Linked DNA regions of Homo sapiens: region 1 is linked to region 2. The links are chromatin loops, found by intact Hi-C in ENCODE. Cell type or tissue: MCF 10A. All regions are shown on one strand. Links, peaks and the distances in the headings refer to the core of each region. The heading gives the core; the rest is flanking DNA.

Evidence for each region. Hi-C counts contacts between places; a loop is a spot of excess contacts. Peaks named below come from ENCODE experiments on the same cell type or tissue, not always from the same donor. Only the 100,000 strongest peaks of a DNase experiment are listed, where the experiment ranks them.
Region 1: it touches region 2 in a loop (2.1-fold over the local background); 1 of 110 quality-filtered maps calls a loop at or near these places.

What each region holds. Positions count from the first base shown.
Region 1 is chr4:108,990,078-109,001,503 of GRCh38, reverse strand. All of the region lies in intron 6 of COL25A1 (collagen type XXV alpha 1 chain), which reads left to right. Among named protein-coding and RNA genes, the nearest start is that of ETNPPL, 230 kb to the right of the region's middle. In MCF 10A, for the core only: no CTCF peak of the experiment used is centred there; no DNase peak of the experiment used is centred there.
Region 2 is chr4:109,066,060-109,077,485 of GRCh38, reverse strand. All of the region lies in intron 3 of COL25A1 (collagen type XXV alpha 1 chain), which reads left to right. Among named protein-coding and RNA genes, the nearest start is that of COL25A1, 230 kb to the left of the region's middle. In MCF 10A, for the core only: no CTCF peak of the experiment used is centred there; a DNase peak (open chromatin) is centred at 4,695.

The sequences.
Region 1 (11,426 bases), core at 4,899-8,898, 78 kb after region 2:
ACAGGTATTCAAGTCACAGTACTAATACTTTGTGCAGCTTTGCCAATGGCAGACTGAACAGTTAAAACCCTCTAGCTCACTGCCTACCTGACAGGATCTCAGATGCCTACCTGACAGGATCTCAGATGCCTGTTTCTTTTAACTGTGGTTTCCCCATTGCCATTCTGCACGCTGCGAAGATATGCCTGTTGTCTGGCCACTCATTGCTGCAGGGAGGCAAGTCAGGAAAGTGAGTAGTTAGCTTTTTTTCTGTATCTGTAGTGCAGGCATTTAGGATTGAGTGTACTATCAACCACTAGTATCCTAATACAATTATATATCATAGTTCTGATTATGTCACTCTTCTGACCTCAAAACCTTGAGTCTTAATGGTTTTCATTTAGAATACAATAGAATCTAGATTCTTGCTTGACATTCAAATCCTCTTATCTGGCCTGTTTTCTAGCCTAATCTCCCATTAATTTTTCATTAATGCCCTTTCTAGACTATGCTTCACCAAACCAAATCAAACCATTTACTTCTTTTCTCTTCAAATCTTCTTTTTCTTTTTGCCTTTTCTTCCAGTAGCCTTTCCTCCGAATCCTTAGACACACTCAGTTTCCACACATCCAAATAGGATACCCCTTCGTATTTGAATGCTGCTTCTTCTATTAAGAAGTCTTTACTCTCCCTTAACTAAATGTAATTTCTCCCTTTTTCTGAATCCTGACAAAGTGTTATGTGTATAGTTTTTTCTTTTTTTTTTTTTTTTTTTTTTTTTGACAGAGTCTCACTCTGTTGCCCAGGCTGGAGTGCAGTGGCACAATATCGGCTCACTGCAACCTTTGCCTCCGGGGTTAAAATTATTCTCCTGCCTCAGCCTCCTGAGTAGCTGGGATTACAGGTTTGTGCCATCATGCCCAGCTAATTTTTGTATCTTTAGTAGAGATGGGGCTTCACCATGTTGGCCAGGCTGGTCTCAAACTCCTGACCTCAGGTGATCCTCCTGCCTCAGCCTCCCAAAGTGCTGGGATTACAGGCATGAGCCACCAAGTCTGGCACTTTTTATATAACACTTTACAATTAAAATAGAGGGGCATGGACTTTGGTCAGACAGATTACATAATTCAAATCCCAGCTTTACCACTGACAAACTATCTATCTTTGGCAAGTTACTCAATCACGCTAGTCTCATTTTCCTCATCTGTACAGCAGAGATAATTATGTCTTATCTCAACAGTGTGAGGACTGAAATAATATATGTAAGATGTCTAATGTGGTGCCTAGTCCATAGCAATCACTCAGTGAATATTAATTTCCTTCCTCCAGTTTCCTCTTTAAATTGTATTATAATTATTCATGAACACTTTTTTCCTTTCTCTCTTTTTTTTGCAGAGCTTTTTTTTATTGTTATACTTTAAGTTCTAGGGCACATGTGTACAATGTGCAGGTTTGTTACATAGGTATACATGTGCCATGTTAGTTTGATATACTCATCAACTTGTCATTTACATTAGGTATTTCTCCTAATGATATCCCTCCCCCAGGCCCCCACCCCACAACAGGCCCCGGTGTGTGATGTTCTCTGCCCTGTGTCCATGTGTTCTTGTTGTTCATCTCCCACCTACGAGTGAGAACATGTGGTGTTTGGTTTTCTGTCCTTGTGATAGTTTGCTGAGAATGATGGTTTCCAGCTTCATCCATGTGCCTGCAAAGGACATGAACTCATCCTTTTTTATGGCTGCATAGTATTCCATGGTATATATGTGCCACATTTTCTTAATCCAGTCTATCACTGATGGACATTTGTGTTGGGTCCAAGTCTTTGCTATTGTGAATAGTGCCGTAATAAACATACGTGTGCATGTGTCTTTATAGTAGCATGATTTATAATCCTTTGGGTATATACCCAGTAATGGGATTGCTGGGTCAAATGGTATTTCTAGTTCTAGATCCTTGAGGAATCGCCACACTGTCTTCCACAATGGTTGAACTAGTTTACAGTCCAACCAACAGTGTAAAAGCATTCCTATTTCTCTACATCCTCTCCAGAATCTGTTGTTTCCTGACTTTTTAATTATTGCCATTCTAACTGGTGTGAGATGGTATCTCATTGTGGTTTTGATTTGCATTTCTCTAATGACCAGTGATGATGACCATTTTTTCATATGTCTGTTGGCTGCATAAATGTCTTCTTTTGAGAAGTGTCTGTTCATATCCTTTGCCCACTTTTTGATGGGGTTGTTTGTTTTTTTCTTGCAAATTTGTGTAAGTTTTTTGTAGATTCTGGATATTAGCCCTTTGTCAGATGGATAGATTGCAAAGATTTTGTCCCATTCTTTAGGTTACCTGTTCACTCTGATGATAGTTTCTTTTGCTGTGCAGAAGCTCTTTAGTTTAATTAGATCCCATTTGTCAATTTTGGCTTTTGTTGCCATTGCTTTTGGTGTTTTAGTCATGAACTTTTTGCCCATGCCTATGTCCTCAATGGTATTGCTTAGGTTTTCTTCTAGCATTTTTATGATGTTAGGTCTTACATTTAAGTCTTTTATCCATCTTAAGTTAATTTTTGTATATGGTGTAAAGAAGGGATCCAGTTTCAGCTTTCAACATATGGCTAGCCAGTTTTCCCAGCACCATTTATTAAATAGGGAATCCTTTCCCCATTGCTTGTTTTTGTCAGGCTTGTCAAAGATCAGAGGGTTGTAGATGTGTGGTGTTATTTCTGAGGCCTCTGTTCTGTTCCATTGGTCTATATATCTGTTTTGGTACCAGTACCATGCTGTTTTGGTTACTGTAGCCTTGTAGTATAGTTTGAAGTCAGGTAGCATGTTGCCTCCAGCTTTGTTCTTTTTGCTTAGGATTGTCTTGGCTATGCAGGCCTTTTTTTATTCCATATGAAGTTTAAAGTAGTTTTTTCCAGTTCTGTGAAGAAAGTCATTGGTAGCCTGATGGGGATAGCATTGAATCTATAAATTACCTTGGGCAGGTTGGCCATTTTCATGATATTGATTCTTCCTATCCATGAGCATGGAATGTTTTTCCATTTGTTTGTGTCATCTTTTATTTCATTGAACAGTGGTTTGTAGTTCTCCTTGAAGAGGTCCTTCACATCCCTTGTAAGTTGGATTTCTAGGTATTTTATTCTCTTTGTAGCAATTGTGAATGGGAGTTCACTCATGATTTGGCTCTCTATTATTGGTGTATAGGAATGCTTGTGATTTTTGCACATTGATTTTGTATCCTGAGACTTTGCTGAAGTTGCTTATCAGCTTAAGGAAATTTGGGGCTGAGACGATGGGGTTTTCTAAATATACAACTTAGAAACATCTGCAGAGACAATTTGACTTCCTCTTTTCCTAATTCAAAACCCTTTATTTCTTTCTCTTGCCTGATTGCCCTGGACAGTACTTCCAACACTATGTTGATTGGGAATGGTGAGAGGGGGCATTCTTGTCTTGTGCCAGTTTTCAAAGGGAATGCTTCCAGTTTTTGCCCATTCAGTATGATATTGCCTGTGGGTTTGTCATAAATATCTCTTATTATTTTGAGATACATTCCATTAATACCTAGTTTATTGAGAGTTTTTAGCATGAAGGGCTGTTGAATTTTGTCTAAAGCCTTTTCTGCATCAATTGAGATAATCATGTGGTTTTTGTCATTGGTTCTGTTTACTTGATGGATTATGTGTATTGATTTGTGTATGTTGAACAAGCCTTGCATCCCAGGAATGAAGCTGACTTGATCATGGTGGATAAGCTTTTTGAGGTGCTGCTAAATTCTGTTTGCCAGTATTTTATTAAAGATTTTTGCATTGATGTTCATCAGGTATATTGGCCTAAAATTCTCTTTTTTTGTTGTGTCTCTACCAGGCTTTGGTATCAGGATGATGCTAGCCTCATAAAATGAGTTAGGGAGGATTCCCTCTTTTTCTATTGATTGAAATAGTTTCAGAAGGAATGGCACCAGCTCCTCTTTGTACCTCTGGTAGAATTCGGCTGTGAATTCGTCTGGTCTTGGACTTTTTTTGGTTGGTAGGCTATTAATTATTGTCTCAATTTCAGAGCCTGTTATTGGTCTATTCAGAGATTCAGCTTCTTCCTGGTTTAGTTTTGGGAGGTTGTAAGTATCCAGGAATTTATCCATTTCTTCTAGATTTTCTAGTTTATTTGCATAGAGGTGTTTATAGTATTCTCTGATGGTAGTTTGTATTTCTGTGGGATCAGTTGTGATATCCCCTTTATCATTTTTTATTGCATCTATTTGATTCTTCTCTCTTTTCTTCTTTATTAGTCTTGCTAGTGGTCTATTTTGTTGATCTTTTCAAAAAAACAGCTCCTGGATTCATTGATTTATTTGAAGGGTTTTTTGTGTCTCTATCTCCTTCAGTTCTGCTCTGATCTTAGTTATTTCTTGCCTTCTGGTAGCCTTTGAATTTGTTTGCTCTTGTTTCTCTAGTTCTTTTAATTGTGATGTTAGGGTGTCAATTTTAGGTTTTTCCTGCTTTCTCTTGTGGGCATTTGGTGCTATAAATTTCCCTCTACACACTGCTTTAAATGTGTCCCAGTGATTCTGGTACATCGTGTCTTTGTTCTCATTGGTTTCAAAGAACATCTTTATTTCTGCCTTCATTTCGTTGTTTACCCAGTAGTCATTCAGGAGCAGGTTGTTCAGTTTCCATGTAGTTCTGTGGTTTTGAGTGAGTTTCTTAATCCTGAGTTCTAATTTGATTGCACTGTGGTCTGAGAGACAGCTTGTTGTGATTTCTGTTCTTTTACATTTGCTGAGGAGTGTTTTAGTATCAATTATGTGGTTAATTTTGGAATAAGTACGATGTGGTGCTGAGAAGAATGCATATTCTGTTGATTTGGGTTGTAGAGTTCTGTAGATGTCTTTCTATTAGGTCTACTTGATCCAGAGCTGAGTTCACGTCCTGGGTATCCTTGTTAACCTTCTGTCTTGTTGATCTGTCTAATATTGACAGTGGGGTGTTAAAATCTCCCATTATCATTGTGTGGGAGTCTAAGTCTCTTTGTAGGTCTCTAAGGATGTGCTTTATGAATCTGGGTGCTCCTCTATTGGGTGCATATATGTTTAGGATAGTTAGCTCTTCATGTTGCATTAATCCCTTTACCATTATGTAATGGCCTTGTCTCTTTTGATCTTTGTTGTTTTAAAGTCTGTCTTATCAGAGACCAGGATTGCAACCCCTCCTTTTTTTTTTTTTTTTTTTTTCCCATTTGCTTGGTAGATCTTCCTCCATCCCTTTATTTTGAGCCTATGTGTCTTTGCATGTGAGATGGGTCTCATGAATACAGCACACCGATGGGTCCTGACTCTTTATCCAATTTGCCAGTCTGTGTCTTTTAATTAGGGCATTTAGCCCATTTACATTTAAGGTTAATATTTTTATGTGTGAATTTGATCTTGTCATTATGATGTTAGCTGGTTATTTTGCCCGTTAGTTGATGCAGTTTCTTCCTAGCATCGATGGTCTTTACAGTTTGTCGTGTTTTTGCAGTGGCTGGTACCGGTTGTTCCTTTCCATATTTAGTGCTTCCTTCAGGAGCTTTTGTAAGGCAGGCCTGGTGGTGACAAAATCTCTCAGCATTTCCTTGTTTGTAAGGGATTTTATTTCTCCTTCACTTATGAAGCTTATTTTGGCTGGACATGAGATTCTGGGTTGAAAATTCTTTTCTTTAAGAATGTTGAATATTGGCCCCCACTCTCTTCTGGCTTATAGGGTTTCTGCCGAGAGATCCACTGTTAGTCTGATGGGCTTCCCTTTGTGGGTAACCTGACCTTTCTCTCTGGCTGCCCTTAACATTTTTTCGTTCATTTCAACCTTGGTGAATCTGACAATTAGGTGTCTTGGAGTTGCTCTTCTCGAGGAGTTTCTTTGTGGTGTTCAATTATTTCCTGAATTTGAATGTTGGCCTGCCTTGCTAGGTTGGGGAGGTTCTCCTGAATAACATCCTGAAGAGTGTTTTCTAATTTGGTTCCATTCTCCCCGTCACTTTCTGGTACACCAATCAAATACATATTTGGTCTTTTCACATAGTCCCATATTTCCTGGAGGCTTTGTTCATTTCTTTTCACTCTTTTTTCTCTAATCTTGTCTTCTCACTTTATTTCATTAATTTGATCTTCAATCACTGATATCCTTTCTTCCACTTGATTGAATCGACTATTGAAGCTTGTGCACGTGTCACGAAGTTCTTGTGCCATGGTTTTCAGCTCCATCAGGTCATTTAAGCTCTTCTCTACACTGGTTATTCTAGTTAGCCATTCATCTAACCTTTTGTCAAGGTTTTTAGCTTCCTTGTAACGGGTTAAAATATGCTCCTTCAGCTCGGAGAAGTTTGTTATTACCAACCTTCTGAAGCCTACTTCTGTTAACTCGTCAAACTCATTCTCCATCCAGTTTTGTTGCCTTGTTGGTGACCAGCTGTGATCCTTTGGAGGAGAAGAGGCACTCTGTTTTTTTGAATTTTCAGCTTTTCTGCTCTGGTTTCTTCCCATCTTTGTGGTTTTATCTACCTTTGGTCTTTGATGTTGGTGACCTAGAGATGAGGTTTTGGTGTGGATGTCCTTTTTGTTGATGTTGATGCTATTCCTTTCTGTTTGTTAGTTTTCCTTCTAACAGGCCCCTCAGCTGCAGGTCTGTTGGAGTTTGCTGGAGGTCCACTCCAGACCCTGTTTGCCTGGGTATCACTAGCGGAGGCTGCAGAACAGCAAATATTGCTGCCTGATCCTTCCTCTGGAAGCTTTGTCCCAGAGGGGCACCCGCCTGTATGAGGTGTCTGTCGGCCCCTACTGGGAGATATTTCCCAGTCAGGTACACGGGGGTCAGGGACCCGCTTGAGGCAGCAGTCTGTCCCTTCTCAGAGCTTGAACGTCGTTCTGAGAGAACCACTGCTCTCTTCAGAGCTGTCAGACAGGGACATTTAAGTCTGTAGAAGCTGTCTGCTGCCTTTTGTTCTCCTATGCCCTGCCCACAGAGGTAGAATCTATAGAGGCAGTAGGCCTTGCTGACCGCAGTGGGCTCTGCCCATTTGGTGCTTCCCAGCCACTTTGTTTACACTGTGAGCTACTCAAGCCTCAGCAATGGTGGACGCCCCTCCCCCCATCAAGCTGCAGCCTCGCAGGTCAATCTCAGACTTCTGCGCTAGCAGTGAGCAAGGCTCCATGGGCATGGGACCCACTGCACCAGGCACGGGAGAGTATCTTCTGTTCTGCCAGTTGTTAAGACTGTGGGAAAAGTACACTATTTGGTCAGGAATGTACCGTTTCTCCAGGTGCAGTCTGTCACGGCTTCCCTTGGCTAGGAAAGGGAAATCCCCCGACCCCTTGAGTTTCCTGGATGAGGCGATGCCCCTCCCTGCTTCAGGTAGCCCTCTGTGGGCTGCACCCACTGCCCAACCAGTCCCAGTGAGATGAACCAGGTACCTCAGTTGGAAATGCAGAAATCATCTGTCTTCTGTGTCAATCTTGCTGGGAGTTGCAGACCAGAGCTGTTCCTATTTGGCCATCTTGGAAGCGACCTCCCCTCTGCCTCTTTTCTCTCTTTCGTGATAGATTTTCTGATCTTCAAAGGCAGGATCTATGCTTTCTTTCACTGTTAGTATCCCCCACAACACCTAATTTCTTGTTTTTTTTTTTTTGAGATGGAGTTTCACTCTTACTGCCCAGGCTGGAGTGCAATGGCACAATCTTGGCTCACTGCAACCTCTGCCTCCCGGGTTCAAGCAGTTCTCCTGCCTCAGCCTCTGGAGTAGCTGGGATTACAGGAACCTACCACCACGCCCAGCTAATTTTTGTATTTTTAGTAGAGATGGGGTTTCATGATGTTGGCCAGGCTAGTCTCAAACTCCTGACCTCAGGTGATCCACCCTCCTCAGCCTCCCAAAGTGCTGGGATTACAGGCGTGAGTCACCGCACCCAGCTTACCTAATTTATTTTCTTGCACATGGTGGAAGTTTAACAACTATTATTGAGTTGTAAATGGTACATATGAGTGCTTTAGGAAAAGGAGGTTGAGGGAAAGAGAAAACTATTAGCTTTTTAGAATTGGAAGTGCCCTAGCCCATTGTGGATGAATGGATAAAGAAAATGTGGTATGTTTACACAACCGAATACTATTCAGCCTTAAAAAGAGAAGGAAATCCTGTCATTTGCAACAACATGGATGAACCTGGAAGACATTATGCTAAGTGAAATAAGCCAGGCACAGAAAGATAAATACCTCGTGTTCTCATGCGTATGTGGAATCAAAAAATGTTGATCTTACAGAAGCAGAGGGTAGAATGGCAGTTATCAGCAGATGGCAGGGTTTGGGGTGGGAGTGTGGGATGATGTTGTTCAAAGGATACAAAATTCCAGCTAGGAGGAATAAGTTTAAGAAATCTATGGTACAACATGGTGACTACAGTTAATAACAATATACTGTATTCTTGGAAAATGCTAAGATTGGATGTTAAGTGTTCTCACCACAACATGATAACCATGTCAGGTAATGCATATGTTATTTAGCTAGACTTGGTCATTCTACAATGTATATATACTTCTGAACATCATGTTGTACATGAAAAATGCATATAATTTTTATTTCATTTAGCCTTGACTTGAGACTCAGAATACATATAATTTTCTCTGTCAATTAAAAATAGAATAATAAGAACAAAAAAAAAACAAAACAAACAAAATATAATGACCTAGTCAGTAATATCATGTGTCATAAATAGTGCCATTTAAATGACATCTCTGAGGTTCCTAAGCCCTGAGATTTTACTGAACACTTAGCAGTTTCAATAACTTGCGTCCACATGGTTTGGAGTGTGGATACCTTTGTTTCCTTCATTATGGTAGTTTATTTACATTGATATTTAATCTTTGGTGAAAATAAACAGTACTAACCCAGGGCCATACTTATGTTATGTTATTTTATTTTGTAACAATTTATTTGTGGGGTCTGAGGCTTGGCTTTCTTGGGACTATCATAGAAAATAGTTCATGGTGGTTGTGTATAACCACACATTCCTTAGATATCAATATTCTTCCACTAATAAAGACTTTTATACAAATTGTAGAAGCTAGTTATATTTTAAAACTTTCTCAGGATTCTATCCTGTATTCTTTACAAAGATCTATTGACCATGACTTTGGCCCAAATAACCCCATCAGTATCTTCAACAGAGGATAGTGAAATAGTAGGACATTGTATTAATGGCCTTCAACACTAAGACCATTTCTTTCGCATAAAATTGTTAGTTTCAAAGCCTCATAACTCTCTTTTGGAGTTTCATGAACATAAAGGAGATATAATTGCCTTAGGAATTTGGAGGAGTAAAGTGTTATGCGTGTTGTAATTCTGTATTACTCAGTGAGAAAAAAATGTGAGAGAAACCACAAGCAAGTACCATCGGACAACTGCACACAGGGGCTTGAGGCTGCCATTTGTACTTTTTCAGATGCTCTTGAAAAGAAGTGGAGGATGTCACTTTGCCTTTTCCCCCAAATCTTTCTTTGCTTCCTTCTGTGTGTGTGTTCTAATTATTAATTTCATTTCACAGTATTTTACTAAAATTTACAAAACTCAAGCTGTGTGTGCCTTAAAAAGGAATTATTCCTGAATAAAATATTATATTTTGGGGCAGTATTTAACTTTCTATTCATATGTTTTTAATTATATACTAAGCTCTTTCTAACCTAACACTTTAGAAATTCCCATATTTCATGTGTGTGTTCCAATCCAGCCTTTTTCAGATCATATAGCCTGACTTGGGGGCGGGGAGTGGAAGTAAATATACATTCTCCAAGAAATTCAAAAAGCGTGTGCCTTTGCATGCATATGTGTGCATGTGTGTGCAGAAAGTATTTTGCTCACTACACAACAGAACTGTCATATTAAACTAAGAATGTAGTCTATCCTAAAGAAATCATGCTAGACTTGCAAAGTATTATCATTTTCTGTTATATTATTTTATGTGGTGGTTGCATTATAAAGAGAATGATAATAAAAGTCTTAATATATTAGAATTTTTGATGTTTTATGAAGCAGATGGTTAATATGATATGAAAAACTCCATTGTACTCCAGATAGTTTATGTCTTTAAGAGTACACATGGTATAACGGCTTATTTATTTTACTATAATCCATATTTCATTGTTTTTAACATGATCATTTGTGTATTTAAATGGTGTAGTATCATCTCAGAGTTTAATTTTATCTTAGAATTTTTCTCACTGAAATTAGCTGAAGAATTTCTATTGCCTACTTTATGCTATGTTTTCTAATATATTCCTCTCAATTCTGCCTGAATAAAGGTAAATAACACGTAGCATTTCATGAATAATTAACTTAGTCCAACAATGTTTTGCATCTGTGGAAGCTGTTATCACTCCCTGAATTTACTCATTACTGCATCTTTATACAATACTGAGCTATAGAAAATGCACAATAAATTTCTGTTAAATAAATGTACATATTTAATCATTCAGATTTAATGATAATTTTATATGCATTTGATGATGAAATTCTGAGCCTACTGAAAATATCAGCTTTTAGCAGTCTGGTTGTACAATAGCAAATGAAACACATACAGGGTGAAGGGTATGGGCTCCAGGGGTAGGTACCTGGGTTTAAGTTGTGGCCTACCACTTATGAGCTGTATGACTTTGGACAAGTTAACTTTTTTCCTTCAGTTTTTCAATGTAAAATGAAAATAGCTGGTTTAACTTAATATGTGACCTAATGAAGCACTTAAAACAGTGTACTGGCACACATATATAACTGTTATTAGTAAAGGCATATTTATGCACATGTAAACACCCACATATATACCTTCTCACATAAGCACTCATACTGAGATAGAGCCATAATGACTTGATATTGCCCTTAGAGGTGGTACTTTACTTGCTGGATAAACACTTAATATAATAATAACCTCAAAGTAGATAGATTTTTTGGGATAAATAATTCAATATTAAAGTTAAGAAATAATGGAGCAACTATCACTGTTAGATATGGTTATAGCATAAGACCCTCTATGTAAATAAACATTTATGTGCACACGGTATGTATAATTTTCTTTAAAGAGAGCAAAGTTTTAGTTCAAAATGTTCTTCAGTGAAGTAAGATTAATTCACTTTGAAATATTTCAGACTTTAAAAATTTTACTTTTAAATTTTGTGATGTATATTATTTCTGTAGATATAATTTCACATATATATTTTTATCGATTCTTTTGAGATATATATATATATATATATATATATATATATATTTTTTTTTTTTTTTTTTTTTTTTTTTTGAGATGGAGTTTTGCTCTTGTTGCCCAGGCTGGAGTGCAATGGTGTGATCTCAGCTCACTGCAACCTCTGCCTCCCGGATTCAAGCGATTCTCCTGTCTCAGCCTTCTGAGTAGCTGAGATTACAGCCCCGCCAC
Region 2 (11,426 bases), core at 2,944-6,943:
AAAATAATGTTGCCGCTTTTGTTCCTTAGCAGGAGTGTTGGGGGCGGGGGGGTGGTGGTGGGAAGAGGCAATAGATGGAAGGCTAGTTTTGTTTTTATTAGCATTATGGAAATAGAGATCTGAAAGAAATTCCACAAGCTGATAGTTTATCCCATGTTCCCTAGAGCAGTGCTTGGTCTTGTGCTTAAGTATTGCTGTATAGATATGGATTCCACAATCTCTCATTTTCTACTGTTTCCATTCTAAAAGTTTATTGTTTTTAAAAATTTTCCTTTGTATGACTTTAATGCGTCCTGCTTTGGTTTTCCATTTTCATTTAGCCCATGGTGGTCACTTATCAAACCCTTTACTTATTGTTTGGTGTTGTGCCAATTAGCTTTTCTGATGATTTGCTTTAAACACAGCAAGAGCAATCATTGCAGGACCCTTTACTGCAGAGGTCCCCAGTCCCTTCAAAGTTCGGGTATCGGTCCATGGCCTCTTAGAAACTGGGCCTCACAGCAAAGGAGGTGAGCAGCAGGCAGGCAAGCCAGTGAAGCCTAATCTGTATTTGTAGCCACTCTCCATTGCTTGCATTACTGCCTGAGCGCCACCTCCTGTCAAATCAGCAATGGCATTAGATTCTCATAGGAGCATGAATCCTATTGTGAACTGTGCATGTGAGGGATCTAGGTTGTGCGTTCCTTATGAGAATCTAATGCCTGATGATCTGTCACTGTTTCCCATCACCCCCAGATGGGACCATCTAGTTGCAGGAAAACAAGCTTAGGGCTCCCACTGATTCTACATTATGGCGAGTTGTATAATTATTTTGTTATCTATCACCATATAATAAAGTGCACAATAAATGTAATGTTTTTGAATCATCCCCAAACCACCCCTGGCCACTGGGTCCATGGAAAAATTCTCTTCTACAAAACCAGTCTCTGGTACCAAAAAGGTTGGGACCACTGCTCTACTGTACTTACTAGTGTAGCAGATATTCTTATTAGGAATCACATGCAAAGTGTTCTTCATTGTTGTCTCAGGAATCAGCAGAACACCAGGGTTAGCACATAAAAAGCACTCGATAAGTGATAAATTGATTAATACATTAATAAGCTACTAGGGTTAATAAAAGTTGAAAGTGGGACAAAGAACAAATTCCCTCTTAAAGAGAGAGTTAATTTTACTGTGAAGCACAAAGCAGATATTGCTGATATAGTTTAAAACACCTAAAAAATCATATTCATATGACCCTTCAGAATTCTGATGAGTGTAGATATATAGTTGTTCCTTGGTGTCAGTGGGAAACAGGTTCCAGGACCTCCCATGGATACCAAAATCCATGGATGCTCAAGTTTCTGATACAAAATGGAGTAATATTTGCATATAAGCTATGCATATTCTCCCTTACACATTAAATCATCTCTAGATTACTTATAATACCTAATACAACATAAGTGCTATGTAAATAATTGTTATACTATACTGTTTAGGGAATAATGATAAAAAAGAAAAGTCTGCACATGTTCACTACAGATGCAATTTTTTTCCCAAATATTTTCTATCTGTGGTTGGTTGAATCTGCGATACAGAATGCATGGATACTGAGGGTTGACTGTATTTATTGTTAATGCTTAAACATTTGAAATATGCATTGTCAGTTAGAATTCTCAGGAAACACTCGATGTTTTGGTATTTATGTGGGCTTTTAAGTGCATACATAAGATCGTATAGATTGTTAATTTGGCTAAGTCTGTGTGGACTATATGGTGGGTAAAATATACACAGGAAGTGAAAGGCATAAAATTCTTAATATATTTTTATTACATATTGTGTTAACTTTTTTCCTTTGGGGCTACATTTTTTCAATGTTAATAGATGTCTTTGAGAAAGAAAGTATAATCTAAAAGTGTGTACTCTCCCAAAATTTTGTGAGAAGATCTAATAGGTTAAAAAATAAAGTTTTAATATACTTTGATATTTCATCTATTTTGTCATTCTATTTTATTCATATCACATAATAGCAATTCTTATGATCATTTCCCCCTTCAAACGTGACTCTAGTCATGTCTTGTCTTTAATTCCAAGTATATAGAATAACTTAAAATTTCTTCTCTGTTTGTATATACATCTAGCTCTATTAATAAAACACTTCCAATTTTAAAGTATATGTATTTAGATAACTAATTTAGTAATTATTTTATTATAATAGGAAAGAAAGTGCCTACATATCACTTGAAAATTATTTAAAAGAACAAAATAATGAGACTAACAGTGATATTCTGTTCTGGTGTTAAAACTTCCACCATAGATTCTAGCAACTCAGAAAATGCTGATGTTTCCTGGATTTTGAATTGGTACTTAACTGTCATATTCTCATCATAAAACTGTGAGATGATGTCATCTGGGGAATATTATCTGCTTTTAGAGGACTTGTGTTACTGAGAAACTTAATAACCTATTTTGGTGAAATTACCTTTTCTTTGTTGTTTTGCTTCTTTGTTAGGGATACATGCAATACAGAGCTCACCTAACTTTAGCATTGTGTTTTGGGGGACCTATTTTGTGTACAAATGTGTGAGTTTATGTTACCAATTCTTAAGTCATGCGCATACTTCTTACAATCTTATTAAGAAACTTTATGCTTTTCTGGTGTCTGAGTGGTATCAATGGCACTCTAGTAACTAAAAATTTGCTAAAACAAGCTTAGTTTTCTTAAATGAAACATCTATGATTTTCTTAGCTGTATGATTCCATTGAATGCCTAAATGGTGGCACTATTATAAATGAGTAAATCATTTAATCATATTCTCATAATTAATGAGAATAATACACAGAACTCCCTTCGGATAGTATGTTAATTTCATTACTTAAACTAAGTCACATCATCAGGAATCCAACTGCCTATATAAATTTCATACTGTTTAAGGAGCTTGGGAGAACTCTTTGGATTATATACATTAGCTAACCCTGTTTAACATTTCATATAATTTGGCATATGAATGAATGTTGTACATTTCATTTTCTACGACAATGGGAATTTTTAAGAGTAGTTGCTTATTCTTTCTTCAAAGCAAAGAAAGCCAATAATACTCTCAGGTGGGGGGACTAGAATTGTTTATTTTTTCTGGTGCCATTTTGATTTATTTCTCAACTAGTCCAAACAGCAACACAAACATTGAGTCTGCCTGAATCAAGGGTCCCCAGTCCTTGGGCCACTGACCAGTCCTGCTCCTTGGCCTGTTAGGAACTGGGCTGCACAGCAGAAGGCAATCAGTGGGTGAGTGAACATTACTACCTGAGCCCCACCTCCTGTCACATCAGTGGTGGCATTAGATTCTTATAGGAGCGGGAATCCTACTGTGGAACTGCACATGTGAGGGATCTAGGTTGCATGCTCCTTACGAGAATCTAATGCCTGATGATCTGAGGTGGAACAGTTTGATCCGAAAACCACAGCCACCCACCCTTGTCAAAAAATTGTCTTCCACGAAACTGGTCCCTGGTGCCAAAAAGGTTGGGGACCACTGGCCTAAATAATCTACATCTTTTTGTGGGTTGAATGATTAGAGTCTGGGCAAAAGGACATTGTTTTTGTTTTTCTATTTATTAAACTGTTATTTTTAGTTGTGGCCTTGTGTCATGGAAATGACATTGAGAAATTAGTAGAATCCAACTAGTGAAATGCCAAAAAATTAGTAGACAGAAATAGTGAAATTAGTAGAATTTGGCAAAATAATAGAGACCTGAAGATATGATCTATGAGTAGATATTAAATGCAGTGTTTTCAGCCTCTAAGGAAAGCAGCCAGGAAAGATATGATAGCATCTCAAAGTATGTAAATTATTGCTACAATGAGTAGAGGAACATTGATTATCAGTAGACCACACAAACAGATGAAGCTACAATATCCCAAAGGATACATTTTGTTGTGCTTCAGAGATAAACCTTAAATATCTAGCAATCTGAAATGTTATATTATTAAGCCAAAATCCCAGGGGGCACTTATTAAAGAAGATCTGCAGCGATTGTGTTATTATTTTTGAGTAAATACACACCAGGTGGAGGAGCCAGCTCAAAGGATGAACATGAGTTTTGTCCTTTTGGAAATCTCTGGTCTAATGGATCTGTACATTCTCATGATGCCCATCATGGAGGTTATTTCTAGAGGTATTTCCAAATCCTAGAGTGATTTTAAAGGAAGATTAGCAGCCAAAGTTACATTCAGGATTTGAAAGGTGTTTGAAGTGCTCATTTATTCTGAGGTAAGAGGCCAAGGTCTTGGTTTCTCTCCCTCCACCATGCCTCCCCTCCTGACAACCACCAAACACCCATGCACATGCGCCCCTCCCCCACACACACATACACATGCACACACACATTATCAGTATCAGAGGTTCTGAAATAGGCCAGATTGTGTGTATAACAGTATAGTGATCCCATCTGGAAACTGAAGGAATAATGGTAAATCTGTCCTCAGAGAAAAGTCTCAACCTGATAAAACCTGATTTCAGGGACCAGCCCAGAACACAGTGGAGGAATGGAATAAGCCATTAAATCCCACACTGTGCTGCAGAGTCAGGGCAACTCATGTTGGAGGTTGGAATGGGGTGGTGCGGAGCAGTATAAAGTTTTATGTGGGCCCCCTGTAGAGTTATGCAACTGATTTAACACATCTGGGCAAGGAATAGCTTGGCAGCTGTAGTGCTGATTGCGAAATTTATGATTGAGTAATAAGACATCTTGGTGAGAGTGGAGATGCATAGTGGTCATGGTGTTGTCATCTCAGAGCCTTCAAAAGGTTTCAGAAAGAAAACAGAAAACTTGCAGAAGGTTCTGCAAGCTAAGAATGTGGGTGAGTCTGTGTTACAGACCTTAGAAAGGACAGAAGTGGTGAAATCACTGTTAGCCACCAGATTTGGGGGACCCATATTGATTCTATAATTACAGGGAGAACAGAGTTCTAAAATCTGGGATCCCTGTGATATGACTGAGTTACATTTTACATGAGAAAGAAAACATCAATGATAATAGTAACCACAAGACCAAATTTCAAAATAACAGATTTCTCATTGTTTGACTCTCTCAAAACTCATCCATACAAAATACATAAACTGAGCTTATGAAAGAGGAAATGTAACTATTAAATAAAAAATGTTCAACCTAATTAGGAAGGAAGAAAACGTGAGTTAAATTAAGGTAACATCGTTCATCTGTTAACAGAAATTTGAAAATTAATGAAATTATCCAGTGGTGACATAGGTATGGAGACTCAAAGTATTATATATTTCAATACATAATAGTCATTATGAATTAGTATATATATTTTGGAAAGCAATTAGGCAGTATATGTCAATTTCCACAAAATGGATTTTCGACTCCTCTTAGCCCAGGAGTTGTATTTCTGAAACTTCATCCCAAGGAAACAATCCCTATTATGAAAAAAGAAAACAAAAACCCTATCTGCACGAAAATGTTCCTCATGTTAATAGTAGCCAAAATGTGTGCATGTGTCTTTATAGCAGCATGATTTATAATCCTTTGGGTATATACCCAGTAATGGGATGGCTGGGTCAAATGGTATTTCTAGTTCTAGATCCTTGAGGAATTGCCACACTGTCTTCCACGATGGTTGAACTAGTTTACAGTCCCACCAACAGTGTAAAAGTGTTCCTATTTCTCCACATCCTCACCAGCACCTGTTGTTTCCTGACTTTTTAATGATCGCCATTCTAACTGGTGTGAGATGGTATCTCATTGTGGTTTTGATTTGCATTTCTCTGATGGCCAGTGATGATGAGCATTTTTTCATGTGTCTTTTGGCTGCATAAATGTCTTCTTTTGAGAAGTGTCTGTTCATAACCTTTGCCCACTTTTTGATGGGGTTGTTTGTTTTTTTCTTGTAAATTTGTTTGAGTTCATTGTAGATTCTGAATATAAGCCCTTTGTCAGATGAGTAGACTGCAAAAATTTTCTCCCATTCTGTAGGTTGCCTGTTCACTCTGATGGTGGTTTCTTTTGCTGTGCAGAAGCTCTTGAGTTTAGTTAGATCCCATTTGTCAATTTTGGCTTTTGTTGCCATTGCTTTTGGTGTTTTAGACATGAAGTCCTTGCCCATGCCTATGTCCTGAATGGTATTGCCTAGGTTTTCTTCTAGGGTTTTTATGGTTTTAGGTCTAACATGTAAGTCTTTAATCCATCTTGAATTAATTTTTGTATAAGGTATAAGGAAGGGATCCAGTTTCAGCTTTCTCCATATGGCTAGCCAGTTTTCCCAGCACCATTTATTAAATAGGGAATCCTTTCCCCATTTCTTGTTTTTGTCAGGTTTGTCAAAGATCAGATGGTTGTAGATGTGTGGTATTATTTCTGAGGGCTCTGTTCTGTTCCATTGATCTATATCTCTGTTTTGGTACCAGTACCATGTTGTTTTGGTTACTGTAGCCTTGTGGTATAGTTTGAAGTCAGGTAGCGTGATGCCTCCAGCTTTATTCTTTTGGCTTAGGATTGTCTTGGCAATGCGGGCTCTTTTTCAAAGACTTGGAATCAACCCAAATGTCCATCAATGATAGGCTGGATTAAGAAAATGTGGCACATATACACCATGGAATACTATGCAGCCATAAAAAAGGATGAGCTCGTGTCCTTTGTTGGGACGTGGATGAAGCTGGAAACCATAATTCTCAGCAAACTATCGCAAGGACAAAAAACCAAACACCGCATGTTCTCACTCATAGTTGGGAATTGAACAATGAGAACACTTGGACATAGGAAGGGGAACATCACACACCGGGCCTGTTGTGGGGTGGGGGGAGGGGGGAGGGATAGCATTAGGAGTTATACCTAATGTAAATGACGAGTTAATGGGTGCAGCACACCAACATGGCACATGTATACATATGTAACAAACCTGCACGTTGTGCACATGTACCCTAGAACTTAAAGTATAATAAAAAAAGAAATAGTAGCCAAAATGTGTGGGCAACCAAAATGTTCAACAGTAAAATCAGGATCATGGATTTTGTAATTATTCTAAAATGAAACATCTACTTAACCAAATATGATTAAAGATCATGAATATGAAGATTGACATAACATGGAAAGGGCTTATGATGTGGGATTAAGTAAAAAAAAAAAAGATTAAAAAATGTTATGCACATGAAATAAACTTATCAAATACATGCTCATAAAAGTACACTGGTGCCAAACAATAGTTGTGTCAGCAAAGTGAGAGGGTTTTTTTTTTGTTTTTTGAGACAGAGTCTCGCTCTGTCTCCCAGGCTGGAATGATCTCGACTCTCTGCAGCCTCCAACTCTTGGGTTCATGCCATTCTCCTGCCTCAGCCTCCCGAGTAGCCGGGACTAGAGGCATACACCCCATGCCCGGCTAGTTTTTTTTTATATTTTTAGTAGAGACGGGGTTTCACCTTGTTGGCCAGGCTGGTTCCGATCTCCTGACCTTGTGATCTGCCCACCTTGGCCTCCCAAAGTGCTGGGATTACAGGTGAGAGGGTTTAAAAAAAAAAAAAAAATTATTGCTCTTCTTAATTTTTGAAATTTCCTATTATATAGTTATCTTGCTTTTATTTTCAAAAATTGTATATTTTAATATTTAGCTATTTAAGGTAAGTAGCATATGCTTATTTCATATATGAATAAAGAAAGTGAGTTTTCAAATGTTTAGAAGCCAGCAGCTTCCACATTTCCTGGACAATTCCAGTTCTCATGATTTTCTCCAGGAAAAGAAAATAGCGCCATAGAGGGATATGAAGATTTCATTTACAGAGAGCCCAGAAAGTGTTCTTGTCTTGGCTTGCACTGCACGTCCCAATTCTTTATTGTTCCACCTTCCTTTTAGATGTAGTCACAAATGTTTGCCATTCAGCTTTTGACTTCAGCATACTTACACTGCTGGGACTGGCTTAAATGATCATGGTCCCTGATGTTCTACATTGAAGTAGTAGTTAAAAGTTGACGTGAAATTCCACGTACTTTAAAACTCATTAGGGGCTGGACATGGTGGCTCTCACCCAGCACTTTGAGAGGACTGCTTGAGGCCACGAGTTTGAGACCAGCCTGGGCAGCATAGCAAGACACCTTGTCTACTAAAAATAAAAATAAATCAGCTGGCTGTGGTGGTGCATGCCTGCTGTCCCAACTACTGGGGAGGCTCAGGTGAGAGAATTGATTGAGCCAGGGAGGTCGAGGCTGCAGTGAGCCATGATCATGCCACTGTACTCCAGCTTGGGTGACAGAATGAGATCCTGTCTCTTAAAAAAAAAAAAAGAAAACTAATTAGGTATTGTTAATTTTAAATTGCCTTTTTTTTGGCAAGTCTGCAAGAGTTTTCTGCTCAGCCAAAAAAAAATTTTTAAAGTTTAAAATATTTAAATATTAAATATTTTAAAAATATTTGAATTTTATAGAGTGGTTAAATTATAAAGTGAAGAAATTCATATTTCTTGAGGGCTTAATATGTGTCATAGCCTGTGCTATTCATATCTCACCTCATTCTTCATCATAATTATTTCCTCTTATAGGACCTGACTATGTCTTTCATAGGACTAATCTCAGTATGTAAATATGTGACATATTTCTTGTTTTCCTTGTCTCCTGTCTCCTCTGTTTGTATGTAAGCTCCATTGTAAAGGCTCTGTGCATCTTTTCTCTGTTTTAACTGTACCACCGAACCCAGAGCCAGGCCATAGTAAGGTCTCTAATTATTTTTGAATAAGTAAATACTTCGTGAGGTCATATTTAGTATTTCCATTTTATACATGAGGAAACTGAGAGTCACACAGTTGCCACATTTAGAAAATCACATATTTAGTGGTGATAGAATTATAATCCAGGCTTATAAGCACCAGAACATATTATCTTTTCATTTGGCCATGCTGCTGGTTTTATGTTTTAAACTACTATATAGGATTATCAGATTCATTATAGGAGATTTAGAAGTAAACTTCCTTTGACAAACTGACAATTTTTAAAATCCTGAGTTTGTTTGCTTTCCCTCCGATTTTGCTCTCTCTCTTCTCTCCTTTTCCCTACCTCCCTCCTCTTCCCTGCTTCCCTCCCTCCCTTCCTTTCCTCTTTCCTTCCTTCCTCTCTCCCTCCCTTTCAGTCTGGCTGTCAAAAATGGTAAATCTGTTGCATGTGCACCAGGTCCTTAGACTAAATATCCTGCTTACTCATTACTCATGTTTCTTTTTTGCTTTTATCTTTTCATTCAACTGTAATAATCCAATGTTGTGTTGAGTTTGGGGAGCCTTTAATATGTCATTAGGAAGACTTTGATAAAAGAAAAGGGCAGATGTCCCACCTGTGAAAAAGCAATAATACAGGAGATTAGTTTCCCAAGTCCAGCATGGTGCTTACTGCACTGGCCAGCTTCCAAGCTACTGAAGATATGCACAGCTGGCCTTGGAGGAGCCACCGAAAGCAATGGCACGCACCCCAGTAGACTTCTGGTTATTGTGTAATGAGAACTGAACTTGATTTTCGATTATTGTTGCATCTTTGACATTCCTTTGGTGAATCAGGCCACATGATACCCAGTATGGATTACCCAATGAAGTCACTATCTCATTGACTTTGGTTCTGAGATCTGACCCTCATGATTTCCCAACACATACTTTAACTGTGTTGAATTCTATTGGGAAAACTGTTCATTTCTCTAATCCCTTTTCTTCCATCTTTTCCTCCTGTTCCATTTTGCTTCTTTTCCTCCTTAAATCATTACCATAGTCTTGGCCTCAAAAAAATCAGCATAAGCCAAAGGCAGTCTCTTGAGGGAGATATTACTTTCATGTGTGGCCTAAACTTAGTACATAAACTACTCCCTGGAAAAGAAAACAAAAACTGTTCACCAGGAGATGGAGAATATATTCTTCTGTAAAGAAATTTTTCCACTGTGCTTCCTGATATCCTAAATGTTCCCCAACACGATGAAACAAAATTTAGGTTCCTGTCTGGCACCAAAATATTGTCCAATGGAAATATTTTTAAAAACACTCTGTGACTGTAATTTTTAAATGCAGTGAAGACAAAAATATTTTCAATTTTTTTTTTCCTTAGACATCAAAGAGTTTCACTGTGTTTAGATTAAAAGTGCTGGGGTAGGGGACCCCGGTGCTCAATGGAGTCTCAGCCATTATATACATTCAAAAAGTATGGGTATTTGAAGAATATAAGTTATTGAGATTATTTCTATAGTGAGTCAGATGAAAGGGTTTTTTCTTAATGTTGATATTTTTATATCCATAGGATGTTCTCTTATAAAGCTTATTATGCTTCCAGAGGACAGTGGCAGGTGTAAGACACGAAGCACAACTAACTCAAAAGAGTTCCCTCTTGGGACCGTTAGTTCACCATTGCTATCTTCCTATGTGAAAGCCAAAAAAAACCTTGAAGGCCACATGTGTCTATATGAAAATCCTTATAAGAAGTTGCAAATATTGTGTAAGAATGAGAATAATTTTATCTGAAAATATTATATTATCAAAGTGACATGGTGAAATTTGATTTTGGGGCTGGGTGTAGTGGCTCACACCTGTAATCTCAGCATTTTGGGAGGCTGAGTTGGGAGGATTGCCTGAGGCAGGATCACTAGAGACTAGCCTGGGCAACATAGTGAGACCCCATCTCTACTAAAAGATAGCAATAAAAAAATTAGCCAGGTGTGGTGTCATGCACCTGTAGTCCTAGCTACATGGGAGAGTGAGGCAGGAGGATCCCTTGAACCCAGGATTTTGAGGCTGCAGTGAGCTATGATCATGCCATGGCACTCCAGCCTGGGAGTGCTGGAGACAGAGCAAGATCCTGTCTCAAAAAAAGGAAGAAAGGAATTTGATTATTTTGGAGTTCGTTCATCCATAGGTTCACCAAGTATCTATTTATAATCTACCATTCTCCTAGGCACTAGAGTTCAAAGATGAATTAGATTGGTTCTCTGTTTTTAAGTGCTTGAGAATAGTAGATGAATGCTGACTTACAAAGAAATAACTGCAATACAACATGATATGTGCTGTAATGATGATGGAGATAGGCAGGGTAGTATTCAAAGTATTAATCAAATTGCCTTTCAGCAAATCATAGTGGATGCCAGTCTCAATGCTGGAACAGAGTTTGGGAGACCTCCTGATGGGCCAGGTGTTTTCTTCCTTGAGTACCCATTTTGTGTGGCATTTCAGGGGCTCTGGGGAAGGGACTAAGATGGTCAGGTATTAGAAAAAGAGGCACTTGGGGTGAGTGGTGCTTCTAAAACTGACCAACAACCAGTGTGGTAGTGCTGATGTGTACCAGCTGCAAATCAGCTCTGGATTTAGGGTAATCATTTCATTCATTTAAATATGAATGTCCAGATATTTCCATCACTATTATTCTAGATTGCAGTCTATTTTAGCTTCACTGAGTACATTTCTGCAGCTGTCACTAAGCTT